Regions from separate parts of the Homo sapiens genome. Here region 2 is linked to region 1. Evidence: read pairs that join two places in POLR2A ChIA-PET (ENCODE). Cell type or tissue: PC-9. All regions are shown on one strand. Links, peaks and the distances in the headings refer to the core of each region. The heading gives the core; the rest is flanking DNA.

What was found. Peaks named below come from ENCODE experiments on the same cell type or tissue, not always from the same donor. Only the 100,000 strongest peaks of a DNase experiment are listed, where the experiment ranks them.
Region 2: POLR2A ChIA-PET joins it to region 1 with 8 read pairs; 2 of 35 experiments call an interaction of 5 or more read pairs at or near these places.

The regions. Positions count from the first base shown.
Region 1 is chr6:150,014,801-150,019,191 of GRCh38, forward strand. It overlaps RAET1L (retinoic acid early transcript 1L), which reads right to left. Exons shown (of 5, transcript NM_130900.3): 5 at 3,534-4,055. Among named protein-coding and RNA genes, the nearest start is that of RAET1L, 8.5 kb to the right of the region's middle. RefSeq lists an enhancer at 2,146-2,385. In PC-9, for the core only: CTCF peaks have their summits at 2,279 (motif pointing left) and 2,480; a DNase peak (open chromatin) is centred at 2,251.
Region 2 is chr6:150,855,192-150,859,582 of GRCh38, forward strand. It overlaps LOC124901431 (a long non-coding RNA gene), which reads left to right. Exons shown (of 2, transcript XR_007059812.1): 2 at 1-2,771. Among named protein-coding and RNA genes, the nearest start is that of MTHFD1L, 8.3 kb to the right of the region's middle. RefSeq lists an enhancer at 1,348-2,547. In PC-9, for the core only: no CTCF peak of the experiment used is centred there; a DNase peak (open chromatin) is centred at 2,530; H3K4me3 peaks cover 812 bases; H3K27ac peaks cover 2,422 bases.

The DNA of each region.
Region 1 (4,391 bases), core at 76-4,075:
CCTTGGTTCCCGTGTCAGAAGGATCAAGGAAATGCGGGGCCTGTTGAGGTGAGGAGCACGAGGTCCCTCCTTCATCCTCGCGGGGACTTTGTCACCGGCTCAGTGTGTAGACCTCACCGTCCCACTCGAATCTGTGGGGCTCCGACAGTGTGGGCCCCGCGAGGACCCCCATCCTCCTTGCCCTGGGGCCGCTACAGGAGGGCGCCGGGACGCACTAGGTCCTGAGTGTCCAGGGTCCGGCAGGGGCGTCAGGTTGTCGCCTCCCGGATCCCGCCGCTCGCGGTCCAGGGCTCCTGGTTTCTACGCTGGGCTGGGGACCCGGAGCATGCATGTCGTGGGGCGGAGAAAACCTTGGGATGGTTGGAAATGAAGGATGGGAGGGAGAACCAGAGAAAGGGAGAGGAAGGAAGCAGGGAGGGCCAGAGAACAAAGAGAAACCTCCGCCAGGAAAACGGGAAGAGGATGACACAGGAACAGCCCTACACTCCACCAACTCTCAGTCTCCTGCTCTCTGCCTTGTAAGGAACGCAGGCCCCACCCCCTCCAGCCTCACAGTGTTTGGGGTCACCCATTCTAGCGGGGTGAGGCGTCGCCTTGTGGGTGCGGTTGGCATTTCCCTGAGGTCTGTGGACACTGAGCCCCTTTTCCTGGGCTCACTGCCATTTGCATTCTTCTTCTGATGCCAGTGGGCAAGGGGAGGTCCCTAAACGCCGGTTGGACCGCGACCCCAGCCGGTGCGGGGCTCTTGGCAGCGCTTGGGGAAGTGAATTCGAAGACCAGTAGGAAAATAGAGGAAGGACGGAGATTTATTGTAAAAGGAAAAGTACACACTCAAGTAAAGGGAGTGCAGGGGAACTCAAGAGAGAGGCAGGTGCAAGGGGGTTTGGTGCTGCCACCTTTCCTGGTTTCTTCAACCAAGGGGTGGAATATTCATGAAAATTCCTGGAAGAAGGACAGGGATTCTCAGAACTCTGGTGCCTCGAATTTTTACACCAAATATGGGTATTCTCAGAACTGCTAGGGAGCTGGCTAGTGTGTGTTTAGTGTGTTTATCAGCATGTAATGAGGTCCCAGGTGAAACCTAGGTCAAATCCAGGGCCATGTTGGATCCACTCATTCTTAGTCAGCTTGGTCCACATGCTGTTTCTCAGCAACTTATCAGCCCAGAGCCACTGCAGATATTTCAACAGATTTCTTTTGCTAGTCACCTGAAACTGCTGCCCAAAATTTTCTATTCTTTTGAGACCACCGTGTAGTATACCTGTCTCACTTTGGAGAAATGTCTATTCAAATTCCTTGCATATATTTAAATTGGGTTATTTCCCTTTGTAATATTGAGTTGGAAGAGTTCTTTATATATTCAGAATAACAGTCCATTACCAGATATATGATTTTCAATGATTTTCTCTCGTTCTGGAAGTTTTTTTTTAATCTTCTAATTGGAGTTCTTTTGGAAGCACAAAAGTTTTACATTTGCATGAAATGAAATTAAACTACCTTTTATTACGCCATTTGTGCTACTGGCTACAGGGAACGAGGGGTGGGCAGGAAGCCCCCTGGAGTCCCTGACTCCCTCCACAGCAAGTCAACCAGAAAATCAATTCAACATTCATACATGCATGTTATCTCACACACACACACACATGCACACACACAGAGACATGCAGGCACAATCTCTCACACACACTCACACCACACAGGCACACACATTCACAGAGACACACATACACAAATGCATGCAGAAATACAGACACAGCCATGCACATACACGGGCACACAAAAAGACACACAGAAACACATGGGAGAAACTGCGTGTCATCTTGAGAGTTGTCATGTCGAGCCCATCCTGCCCACACACCTTTCACCTTGGGGGCTGTCTCCCAGCTCATGAAGGAGTTCTGAAGCCATCAAGCAGGCAGTCACTGTGTGATCTGAAACACTCAGACAGCTCCTCACTCTGATCTATCTTCCTGGTCCCCTTGGGATGAAGCAGCGTCCTGTTGGTTTTCACTGCAGCAGAAGAGAATCCTCCCCCAGGGCAGAACTGCTGGGCCACCAGAGTACCCCTCTGCTCTTTGCCCTCAGGGCATCTTGATCTGCAGGGTGGGAGGAACTGCCCCAGTCCTCAGAAATGAACTCTTTATGGATTCCTCTTCCACCATGATGTCAATGTCTCTTTTGTCTTCTCTAGCCCTTGGCTGTGGATCCCAGGTTGTGTGCCAAGGAGCTCAGGGCACAAACTCGCTGTTGGCAAACCCTCTGGGCTTATTGAAATATTTGAAAGATGAACAGTGCCATCTGCTGGAAAAGACTGGAAAGTACCAGTCCAAGGTATTTCATAGTTCCAACATCAGACTATGCACCATTACAGGTTACAGGTATGCACCACCACATCTGGCTAATTTTTGTATTTTTAGTAGAGACGGAGTTTCACCATGTTGGTCAGGCTGGTCTCAAACTCCTGACTTCATGATCTGCCCACCGCGGCTTCCCAAAGAGCATTTTTTCATGTTCGTTGGCCACTTGCAGGTCTTCTTTTGCAAAGTGTCTGTTCACATTCTTTGCTTATTTTTTAATTGGAATTTTGTTCCTGCTTGTTGAGTTGTTTAAGTTCCGTGTAGATTCTGGATATTAGAGCTTTGCCAGATGCATAGATTGCAGATATTTCTCCCATTCTATAGGCTGTTTACTGTGTTGCTAATTTCTTTTACTGTGGAGAAGCGCTTTAGTTTAATGAGGTCACATTTGTCAATTTTTGTTTTTGGTTGCAAATGCTTTTGGTGTCTTCATCATGATATCTTTGTCAGGCTGTATGTCCAAAGTGGCATTTCCTAGGTTATCTTCCAGGATTTTTATAGTTTTAGGACTTACATTTAAATCTTTAATTCATGTCGAGTTATTTTACATATATGGTGAAAGGTAGAGGTTCAGTTTCGTTCTCCTACACATGGCTAGCCAGTTATCCCAGCACCATTTATTGAATTAGGACTCTTTCCTCATTGCTTTTTTTGTTGATTTTGTTGAAAGTTAAAAGGTGTGAAGGTTTCTTTCTGAGCTGTCTATTCTGTTCCACTGATCTAAGTGTCTATTTTGGTACCAGTACCATTCTGTTTTGATCACTGTAGCCTTATATTATAGTTTGAAGTCAGGCTATGTGGTGTCTCTGGCTTTGTTCTTTTTGCTTATGATTGTTTTGGCTATTTGGGCTCTTTTTTAACTCCAAAGAACTTTTAGATTAGATTTGTCTAATTTTGTGGAAAATGACATTGGTATTGATAGAGATAGTGTTGCATCTATAAATTGCTTTTGGAAGTATGGCCATTTTAGCTATATTGATTCTCCAACCCATGAGCATGAAATATTTTTCCATGTATTTGTTTTGTCTCTGATTTTTTTCAGCCATGTTTTGTAGATTCTCTTTTTCCACACAAAGTCTGGCAGAATCACTCATTTATTACTCCATATCATGGAGGAAAAATGAAATAACATTAATTCTCTACTGAGTAATACAACAAAATTCTAAACTCAGTAGGTTTTTGGGAAATATAACTCTTTATTTAAATATCAGTACACAGCAATAAATTACTAAAGGAAACAATCATTAATATAAATTTTTTTCTTATTAAATAATTAAACAATTCTCTTTCAGGACATGGAAAGAATCCCTGGAGGTCTGAAGTCTAACATGATTGTTTTACTGACAATCATGTCAGTAATGAAAGAAAGAAATCATCATTCAAAGAAGTACTTGATTTTCCAAACAAAAAGAGAAGAAAGAAAATGTTGACATATCTTGTTTAGTCAGCCAGAACTTTAAGTGCAGGAATTCCATCAGGTAGCACCAAGAGAAAATTGCATAATATGTTAGGAATAATCACTGGTTAAATTGTTGGCAAAAGGAATCAAGGCAGTGAATGAGCTATTGGGTCCATGGTGTCATCATCATCTGCTGGAGGCTGCTGGACATACACCGTAGGTGGTGGGCAGCTGGCCAGACAGAAGGGCGAGGTTGATCAAGACCGTGCTCACAGGGGCTTTTTGGTATCATCTTTAACCTTCAGAAAGGACCCAAATGTTGGTTTAAGAGGCAGAGAACCCGGATCACTTTTCCACGGTAATCTTTCCCTAGTCACTCTATGTCTCAGAGCCCCCTGCACTAAGGGACCTATTTTTCCCTTGAGCCCCAACCCTGGCGACTGCAGCTTGGACCTACCTCTTTCCTCCTTTGTCACATCACAGAGTCAGCCCAGGCCCTGCACCTGACCAGGGGATGGAGTGGAGGGGCCCACAGGTCTGAAGCTGGTAGTGATGGGTCCGCTCCCTCACTCAAGGCCCTCTTTATCATCTGATGACAGGGTCTAAAACATGGCAAGGGGTGGGACAGACTTCCA
Region 2 (4,391 bases), core at 181-4,180, 840 kb after region 1:
ATACCCCTACTTATAGGGTCAGGAATGGCTACTGCTACAGGAACTGGAATAGCCAGTTTATCTACTTCATTATCCTACTACCACACATTCTCAAAGGATTTCTCAGACAGTTTGCAAGAAATCACGAAATCTATCCTTACTCTACAATCCCAAATAGACTCTTTGGCAGCAGTGACTCTCCAAAAGCGCTGAGGCCTAGACCTCCTCACGGCTGAGAAAGGAGGAGTCTGCACCTTCTTAGGGGAAGAGTGTTGTTTTTACCCTAACCAGTCAGGGATAGTACTAAATGCCGCCCGGCATTTACAGGAAAAGGCTTCTGAAATCAGACAACGCCTTTCAAACTCTTATACCAACCTCCGGAGTTGGGCAACATGGCTTCTCCCCTTTCTAGGTCCCGTGGCAGCCATCTTGCTGTTACTCGCCTTTGGGCCCTGTATTTTTAACCTTCTTGTCAAATTTGTTTCCTCTAAAATCAAGGCAATCAAGCTACAGATGGTCTTACAAATGGAACTCCGAATGAGTTCAACTAACAACTTCTACTGAGGACCCCTGGACCGACCCGCTGGCCCTTCCACTGGCCTAAAGAGTTTCCCTCTGGAGGACACCACAACTGCAGGGCCCCTGCTTCACCCCTATCCAGCAGGAAGTAGCTAGAGCAGTCATTGGCCAAATTCCAAACAGCAGTTGGGGTGTCCTGTTTAGAGGGGAAATTGAGAGGTGAAGCCAGCTGGGCTTCTGGGTTGGGTGGGGACTTGGAGAACTTTTCTGTCTAGCTAAAGGATTGTAAATGCACCAGTCAGTGCTCTGTGTCTAGCTAAAGGTTTGTAAATGCACCAATCAGCACTCTATAAAAATGGACCAATCAGCACTCTGTAAAATGGACCAATCAGCTCTCTGCAAAATGGATCACTCAGTAGGATGCAGGTGGGGCCAAATAAGGGAATAAAAGCAGGCCACCTGCACCACCAGCAGCAACCCACTTGGGTCCCCTCCACACAGTGGAAGCTTTGTTCTTTTGCTCTTCACAATAAATCTTGCTGCTGCTCACTCTTTGGGTCCGCACTGCCTTTATCAGCTGTAACACTCACCACGAAGGTCTGCAGCTTCACTCGTGAAGCCAATGAGACCACAAACTCACCGGGAGGAATGAACAACTCTGGATGCGCTGCCTTTATGAGGTGTAACACTCACCACGAAGATCTGCAGCTTCACTCCTGAAGCCAGCGAGACCATGAACCCACCGGGAGGAATGAACAACTCCGGACGCGCCGCCTTTATGAACTGTAACACTCACTGCGAAGGTCTGTGGCTTCACTCCTGAAATCAGCGAGACCACGAACCCACCAGAAGGAAGAAATTCTGGACACATCTGAACATCTGAAGGAACAAACTCCGGACACACCATCTTTAAGAACTTTAACACTCACCGCGAGGGTCCACAGCTTCATTCTTGAAGTCAGTGAGACCAAGAACCCACTGGAAGGAACCAATTCCGGATACAAAATGTCTCCATGCATGCCTCACCTGCAGTGCCATACGCTGGTTGATATTAATAATAAGACAGATTTTGCAGAGCATTGTTGGTGCGTATGCTACCCATACTCCTATCGACCAGGCTTGCACCTTCCAGGGCCATGCTTTCCAGCCTAAACAATCACAGATCAGGCCCAGACTGCACTCCCTGGGAGCTTTGGAAAAAGCTGCATCAAACCAGAGCTTCTCCCCAAGCCCAGCAAACCACTCATGGCTCAGGTAGTCCTTCCTGGAAGACCAAAGTGTTGGAAGTAAATGCTTATTCCCCGATGTTACAGAGAAGAATCCGCAATTAGACAAAATGTTTCCTCAACAGGAAACTCTTTTTACTCTTTGCAGAAAGGGTGGTGCCTGTCAGCAATCCTGCCAGGAGTACCCACAAAGTAAAAAAGATACTAGAATAGTTTTGCCTTACACATGAGGTCCCTATTGCTGTGTCCTGACTCCATTGGCTGGAGCCAGACCTCACAATCTAAACTAAAACCCGATTGGCTAACAGTTCAAAACTTTTTAAAATAGGTAAAGGCAGTGAGGAACAAAGGAAAAAAAGGAAGTTGCTTATGAAAGGACTTAGAAAAGTAATAATATTCCCAAATAAGGGAGGAGGGTAGGCTGCAAGCTGGGACATGCCTGGGCATGTCCAGCACGAATATTCTGACTAAGGTACAAGGACATAGAATGTACTACATGCCTGTGAGCATGTTTAACAGATACTGAAGTCAGAGTATGCTTATTCTGTTACCTTTGCTACATAAGGCTTAACAGAGAGTTATTACTATAAAATAAGAAACTTAAAGTTAGTTTTGAGAAAAGATATCAATAACATTTATGATTTAAAGGGATTTGAAGAGGAACTTTTGCTTTCTACACAAAGCCTCCTCATTCATTGAAGAGGAAAACTCTTGGTGGGGACAAGAGTGAATTTACTTTAAATACCAATCCACTGACTAATCCCAAGTCTGGGAATGCCTCCAAAATGTTGAGTTGATGTATTATTATTTATGTAGAAACACCCATTTACTGTAAGTTTCCTTCAAAACAACCCTCGTTGCTGTTGCAGAAATCATAGGCTGTGACGCTGGTAGCCACCTACACATTCCTTCTAGAACACGTATATTTTTCCCCAAGATATAAGCCCTGGGTCTAGGGGGTTGTGGTGCAGAGATCTACCTATCTTGTAGCCGCCCAAGACCACGTTTCTGTTTGTAAATTTCCCTAATAAATCACCCAGAACCACACATTGGATTTCTCTGCCTCCTTTGGTTTCCAGGCTCCTTCTGCATTTGGGGGTTGCTGTGTAAATACAGCCCTTTCATGGAACAAACTCCCATAGAAGTGCAAACTGTGTTGACCCTTGTTTTATCCAAGTGTCCTGTCTACATTTGTAGCCTTCCAGTATTTGCTGGGTCTGTCTCTTTGGCATTTTGGGAGCCACATAAACCACCAGGCTTCAAGCTGTTACCCCGGGTTGCTGCTCCTCTGACCATCCTTCCTGGTTAGTCTCCCTCCTGACCCACCTTCTCACTGCTGCTGTTCTTCCCACATCTTCTGTCTGCGTGCTCTGGGTCACTTTAAGTTCCATGTTGAACTCCTCTACATTCCCTATATTTTAATGGAAGCAGTTCCCTCCATTCTTTTTTTTTTTTTTTTTGAGATGGAGTTTCGCTGTCGCCAGGCTGGAATTCAGTGGTGTGATCTTGGCTGACTGCAACCTCCAACTCCCTGGTTCAAGCAATTCTCCTGCCTCAGCCTCCCGAGTAGCTGGGATTACAGGCTCGTGCCACCACGCCCAGCTAATTTTTGTATTTTTAGTAGAGACGAGGTTTCACCACGTTGGCCAGGATGATCTCAGTCTGACCTTGTGATCCGCCCACCTCGGCCTCCCAAAGTACTGGGGTTACAGGCGTGAGCCACCGCGCCCGGCCAATTCATTTCTTTTTTAAACTAACACTTAGCTCTTCCTTAAGGATGTTTCTCCTGGGGATCTCTTAAAGGAAGGCTATTCATTCTCCCACAATCCAACACCTCAAGTTCGAGAGGTGGAGTCAGTGCTTCATGGATCCATGCTGTGGCTGGAGACCATTCCTTCTCTGCCCTCATGAATGAATGAACTATTGCATGGTGGCTATTTGGAATGCAATTTTTTTTTTTTTTTTTTAGATGGAGTTTCGCTCTTGTTGTCCAGGCTGGAGTGCAATGGCGCAATCTCGACTCACTGCAACCTCTGTCTCCCAGGTTCAAGTGAATCTCCTGCCTCAGTCTCCCCAGTAGCTGGGATTACAGGCAGATGCCACGATGCCCAGCTAATTTTTGAATTGTTAGTAGAGACGGTGTTCCACCATGTTGGTCAGGCTGGTTTCTAACTTCTGACCTCAGGTGATTCGCCCTCCTCAGCCTCCCAAAGTGCTGGGATTACAGGCATGAGCCACTGTGCCCAGCCTGGAATGCAAATCTTTGTGTCACCTGACTCCTATCATCCATTGACCTTCTTACCAATTGGCCTCATTCAGTGAAGGTGAGCCCACACCTCAGAATCAGTCTCCTTATCATCCTATACTCTCCACCCCTATATACTACCACCACCTTGAAAATATCTAGAAAATCCCTATTTGATGGATATTTCGATGGATGACCTTCTCAACATCCAGCCCTTTATTTTCTTGACTTGCTCATGGCCAGTGACCTTCACCTGCATTCACTTTAACCACTGTACACAACAGAGTGCTTTGTTGTAAATGATAGTAATTGACTCTAGCAAACTTAGATCACCAATTTGAGCTGTTTCTTCACCTCCTTCTTGACTTTTAAGATGGTGGTAAAATGCACATAAAATTTACCATCTTAACCATTTTTAAATA